Regions from separate parts of the Homo sapiens genome. Here region 1 is linked to region 2. Evidence: chromatin contacts called from ENCODE Hi-C or POLR2A ChIA-PET data. All regions are on one chromosome and are shown on one strand. Each heading gives the region's core, a stretch centred on a gene start or an enhancer-like site at or near the end of the contact. The rest is flanking DNA. Distances are from core to core; before and after follow the strand shown. Region 1 overlaps TGFBR3 (transforming growth factor beta receptor 3). Region 2 has its middle 150 kb from the start of CDC7.

The links. A loop is a pair of places that touch in the nucleus more often than their neighbours do. ChIA-PET counts read pairs that join two places held with the same protein, here RNA polymerase II (POLR2A). Pooled maps may share reads with other maps.
Region 1: a loop to region 2 is called in a map of cardiac septum, with 2.1 times the contacts of the local background. The contact joins two enhancer-like sites. A Hi-C loop is called at or near these places in 2 of 168 maps with a recorded cell type or tissue (cardiac septum and posterior cingulate gyrus) and 3 of 50 pooled maps. POLR2A ChIA-PET finds 5 or more read pairs at or near these places in 4 of 52 experiments (AG04449, K562, activated CD4-positive, alpha-beta T cell and 1 more).

The regions. Positions count from the first base shown.
Region 1 is chr1:91,698,490-91,701,425 of GRCh38, reverse strand. The region is part of intron 14 of TGFBR3 (transforming growth factor beta receptor 3); the gene reads left to right. Among named protein-coding and RNA genes, the nearest start is that of TGFBR3, 190 kb to the left of the region's middle. Within about 2 kb of position 1,686, at least 5 of the 41 ENCODE cell types and tissues checked have a DNase peak (open chromatin) inside an H3K27ac peak, as active enhancers do.
Region 2 is chr1:91,650,512-91,653,294 of GRCh38, reverse strand. No RefSeq gene overlaps it. Among named protein-coding and RNA genes, the nearest start is that of CDC7, 150 kb to the right of the region's middle. Within about 2 kb of position 1,499, at least 17 of the 41 ENCODE cell types and tissues checked have a DNase peak (open chromatin) inside an H3K27ac peak, as active enhancers do.

The DNA.
Region 1 (2,936 bases), core at 437-2,936, 48 kb before region 2:
TGTTGAGTCCACTCTTTTCCTCTCAGCATGCCAACTCGATGGTAGGGTTCCGGTGGAGATCAAGCCATTTTAGTTATACTCAGGGGTTCTTAGGGATTCGGGAAGAGAAAAGTTCGAGGATAGAATTCTTTAACCTCAGTTCTGCAGCTTCTGCTTGTTATTGTTTGTGCTCAGAAATCACGAAGAGACTTCACCCAGGGGAAATGAACAACAACTGTTTCTGTTTAGCTCTGTGAGAAGGCTCCTATTTGGGGTGGGGGTAAAGGATTAGATCATAACAGAAATCCATTAAGAATTTTAAAACAATGCCATCCATCACACAGGCCTTACTATAAAACTTAAACTCTTACATGGGAGGTCTCCTTAGGAGAGAGTCATAATTTTTCAACCGCTTGGGGATTCTGAGTGAGAAAGTTTAACCATGGGTGGTTGATTGGATGGAATTATTCCCAGAAGTGTGTATATTTCTTACATGATGCATCTTGTAGCAACCTTTAAATGCCTTTGAACTTAGTTCAGGGAATCAAATACTACGTCTTGAAAGGAGAAGTTTGTGGGTAGATACTCTTCCTTCATAGAGTTCTTGGGAGTTTAAAATGAGACAATATAAGTGAAGGCCGAAGGCTTTTTGTCTATTGCAAAACACCATACAAATGTACAAATGTAAGGCATCATTGTTGTTATTGGTGCCAATGAGGCTGATGGGACCCAGCTCCCAGGGTAGTGCATTCTGTAGTTAGCGTAATTAGTGTGTGTTCTGCATACTGAATTAGATTTTCTTAAAAACATACAATCATTTTTATTTTCTTAGTAATTGTATTTAAGTATACTTTTGCATATATCCTCATTCCAGGGCCACTATGTTGCACAACTCCAGGGGGCACCATTCAATTGTGGTGGCTCTGATTCATCCAGTAGCATTCCTTCCCCTAGAGCCAGACATTGATAACTCATGTGGCCAGAATGTTGACCCACCCATCGGAGATGGTTAATCCTGAGAATTTACAATTCTGTTTTCTTTTATCCTGTCTAGCTTCTTTATTTTTATAGACATCAATTCAGATGCTGCTTGTTTGGGTCACATTTTCCCAAGTTCTTTTTGCTTCCCTGTGAATTCAGACATAAGGTGTGTGTTCCTTCTGTGGTGAATGAAAATGGAGATGAAAAGAGAGGTGCTAAACATGTATCACTTTTAAACTCCAAAGAGTAGGGTCAAGGTCTGTAGCAGGACTCAGCACACTTTTTCTGTAAGGGACCAGATAGTGATTATTTTTTATTTGTGGCTCATACAATCCCTGTCTCAACAACTCAACGCTGCTGTTACAGCATGAAAGCAGCCATAGACAGTATGTAAATAAGCATAGCTGCATCCATATAAAACTTCATTTATGGAGTCAATTTGAATTTCATATAATTTTCACGTCATGAAATATCCTTTTTTGATTTTTAAAAAATCATTTCAAAATATAAAATTCATTCTTAGCTCATGGGCCATACAAAAATAGGTGGTGGACCATAATATCTCAACCGCTGGTCTCAGCCTCACTGCTGAGGATAATGAGTAGCTGTGCACAAATAGTTACTTCATCAGTGCTTCCCCAGCTAGGGACAGAGCTACGCTCACCAGTCATTTAGCCTGCTAGGCAGAACTCTGGAATTCTGATTCAACTTCTGCCCTGATGCTTTCCAGCTGTGACCTTGGGCTCTAGTCACACGATATCAGAGTCTCAGGCTGCTCATTTCCAAAACAGTGATACAAAATTTTTTTCTGCCTTCTTCATGGCACTGGTGCAAACTGCATATGAACGTCTTCATAGTCTGATTGCTGGTTTCCTCTGTGGCCTCCATTTGCAAAAAGTACATTAACATTTTAATCATCCTTCACCAAACATTTCTGGAAGACCTATTCTATGCCAGTCTGAGCCCTTGGGGATATACAGATGACTGAGAACTAGACCTTGCCCTCACAGCAAAAAAAAAAAAAAAAAAAAAAAGCAAAAGAAAGAGAAAAAGAGAGAGAGAACTAGGAGGTATTGTGGCCCAAGTGTAACAGAGGAGGGATGGAATGAGCAAGGGTGGGAGAGACTAGCTCTGCTGGGATGGAGATGGAACAGTGGGAGACTCAGCAAAGGTCCCCCAGAGAAAATGCCAACAAAGCAGGTCTGGGGAGGAGGGTGTCTTGGGATGGCTTGCAAAGCATGATGACAAAGAGCAGCATAGAGAATTTGGGAAGCTTAAATTACTAAGTATGGGGAGCCCACCATGGGTGAAGGACTCCATCAGGAAAGGAGGCTGGAGAGAGAGGATAGAGAAGGGAGGGAGAACTTTGTGTGCCATGTTAAAGAGTGTGGATTTTTTTCCCTATAAAGGAAGGAGAGTCATCAAGGGGTTTAGTCAGGGTTATAACATGATCAGCTCTGGGCTCTAGAATATTCACTCTGGGGGCAAATGTGGAGGAGGAAATAATTGGGGGGAGGGTAGTGGTGGAGATAAGGGGGCCTCTGTGATAATCCTGATGAGCAATGAAGGGGAGTTAAACTATAGGATAATAGCACTAAGGCTAGGAGAACAAAGATACTTTTAGAAAATGTGTATATTAAATTAAAAGAATATTTTGAAGGCTGGGCGCAGTGGCTCGCGCCTATAGTCCCTCGGCCTTTGGGAGGTCGAGGCAGATGGATGGATTGCTTGAGCCCATGAGTTAGAGACCAGCCAGGGCAATGTGGTGAAATCCTGTCTTTACAAGAAATATAAAAATTAGCTGGTGTGGTGGCACATGCTTGTAGTTCCAGCTACTCGGGAGGCTAAAATGGAAGGATTGCCTGGGAGGCGGAGGCTGCAGTGAGCTGAGGGCGCCACTGCCCTCCAGCCTGAGCAACAAAGTGAGACCCTCAAAAAAAAAAAAAAAAAAAGAATATTTTGAAAGCAGAATAATA
Region 2 (2,783 bases), core at 250-2,749:
TGTTAATGAACATTCTATAACAAAATGCAACGCCAGCAGCATGTTTTCTGCTAACATTGAGAAAATTTCTGAGTACTTATAAGTTTGTTATTTGCCTTTTAGTTTGGTTTATGCTGTTCATCAACATATCTTTAAAAATTTTTATATAGGTCATATTTATCCAACTTTTCGCTAATGGTTTCTGCTTTTGGGATCATCCACAGAAAGTCTCCCCTATCTCATAATTACATAATTACCTAGCTTTTCCTCTAGGACTTTTACAATTTGATATTTTACAATGAAATCTTTAACTCATCCGGATATTTTTAGATGTGCCCCTCTTTTGATGTCCTTGTCTCTCAGTAAGGCAGAATGCTTTCTTTATCTAGCTTCCTCATTTCTTGTTATATTAATTTATTAATTCCTGGGCATTTAAAATTTTGTTGTTGTTGTTGCTATTGTGAAAGGAATTTTTTTCCCATTGTATTTTCTAACTGGTTATTGTAGGCATTTGGGAAGAACTCTGTCTCTCTATGCTTTTTATATGAGAATATGGTGACCAGTCATCGGACTGAGGCCTCAGGCCTAGTGGTCTTCCAGTTGACTTGCTGGTCTTCCAAGAGTTAAAACTGAAAAACGATATTATTTCTTTCTAGTCCTTTTAATCTGAAAGTCACAAAATAGTACCTTGTTTTGATTGCATTTCTTTGGCGACTGTTGGGGATGAACATCTTTGCACACATTCATTTGGCATTTGTTTTCCTATAGTGAACTGTCCATTCATATACTTCGTTAATTCCTCTATTTGGTATTTGTCATGCTTTTATCAATCTGATAAAATTATTTTAATTCATTTCCACTTGAAAAATATACACTAACCTATTATTTCTGCCCAGAGAGGAAGAGTCACCAAATATCAGATACAAATGTGAGCATGGGAGCACTCTAGAAAGGCTAGGAATCACTGCTGGAGGCTGCACGCCTGTACATTAACTTTTTGTCCCTTGGTCCTTAAAATCCTATAGGAAGCAGCCAGGTGACCAGTAAAACAGGCATCCTGCATGGAGAAGGTGCTGTTCCAAATCAAGCAGCCCCAGAGCCTCCTTGGCCCCAGCCCTCCCTAAGTTGTCACCTACTGGGCCCCCACCTCCCTTCACACCGGGTGGTCTCCCTGACAGGTTTGAAGGGATTATCCAGGATCAATATTAGAAATAGTTGTATTTTTTTCTAACTGGAGTTAAGTTTATAAGCTTTTTTTATGTAACCACCAAACACCAGAAATAAAAATCTGGATGAGAGCCAGTTTGACTTGGAGCCAGCACACTTTCCCATAGCCAGGGAGCTCGCCCTTCATCCCAGTTGTTTTTCCCCTAGTTACTGACATTTCCTCCCAAAAGCTGAATCAACTTCTCAAATTCTTCATCTGAGTAATTCAGGCCCCCAGTGATTCCTAGAAATCTTGCCCTCCCAGTCCAGCCCCCACCCCCAGCCCAGCCTCTGACACCTGAGCTGCAACTGGGGCCAGAGGAGGCCCAGGCTCCATGCGGTGGCCCAAGCCACGTGACCTGGCCTCTGGCTCTTAGAAAGTTTCTGGGGGAGTTTTAATTGCCGGCTCTGCAAATGCAAAATGAGGCCCTGGTGGACGGGGGAGAGGGGAGCAAGAGCATCTGCAGGCTGGTCCGGTAAAGAAGGGTGGGAAGAGGTCTTGTTCATACTAATTCCTAACTAAGGGCTAGAAGAAGACCAGCGTCCATGCACAGTTTATCACCCAACACATATGTGTTGAGCACCAGCTGTGTACCAGGCACTCTCCTAGGCACAAGTGAACAAGACCAGCCTGGTCCCTTCCCTGGTAACAGTTACTGCCCGGTGGGAAAGACAGACATGGAACAAGTAATTTCACATCACAAGCTCAATAGTCACAAGTGTGAGAATTCTGCTTATACAAGTGGGAACAATTTCATGGCCTTGCTTATGAGCTCTTTTCCTTTGAAAGGATTCAGAGAAGTGGCAACAAGACTGCCCCAGGGATTTTTGATAGCGCTCCTTTCTTTTGCCTCCTACATTTCAGGGTGGGCCATCCTGGGAAAACAGTCCTCCCTGGCCTGAGTGAGACCAGAAAGGGACGGCATGGGAGAGGCTAGGCAGTGTTGGAGTCACCCTCTCCTCCCTGCTTGGGAAACTGGTCTTGAGGTTCAGCCTTGCCACTCTCATGACCTTCCACAGCACTTGAGACTGGTCCGAGACTCAGCCAGATCACCCCAGGTTGGCCTTGGAAGTCACCTCTGAGTCAGTTCTCACTGACTAGCACATCCAGGGCTCCTCCCCTCATCTCCCTGCTCTTTTCTGCTCAGAACTCATGTTCCAGATGGACTCAGCTGGCAAGTGTTTGAGACATGTCTCAGCATCTTGTGATGTGTTACTGAACCTCTGGGCCTTGTGTGGGCTGAGTCACTGACTCTGACTTGATCCCTGATGCATATTGGCCCCTTCTTCCTGGGTCCAAAAACCAAAGCCCATCTTTGGAATGCAGGCCACAGAGTGCCTGCCACCAGGCCTGGAGGGGACCACTCTCCAGGGAGGGACAGTCAGTTGGACCTATCTGCAGTTTTTCTGTTCTCTCCCTTTTTCCTCTATACTGATTCTTTCTGGGAATGTGTTTGTCAAGGGAAGGGGATATAAGGACCATCCCAGACACTGGGCCTTTCTCCCTCCCAGCTCTCTTCCTCACCTCACTTTTGTTCTACCTGAGCTATGAGACCAAATACAGCTGGGAATCCTGCCTTGACAGGAATATTCTTCTA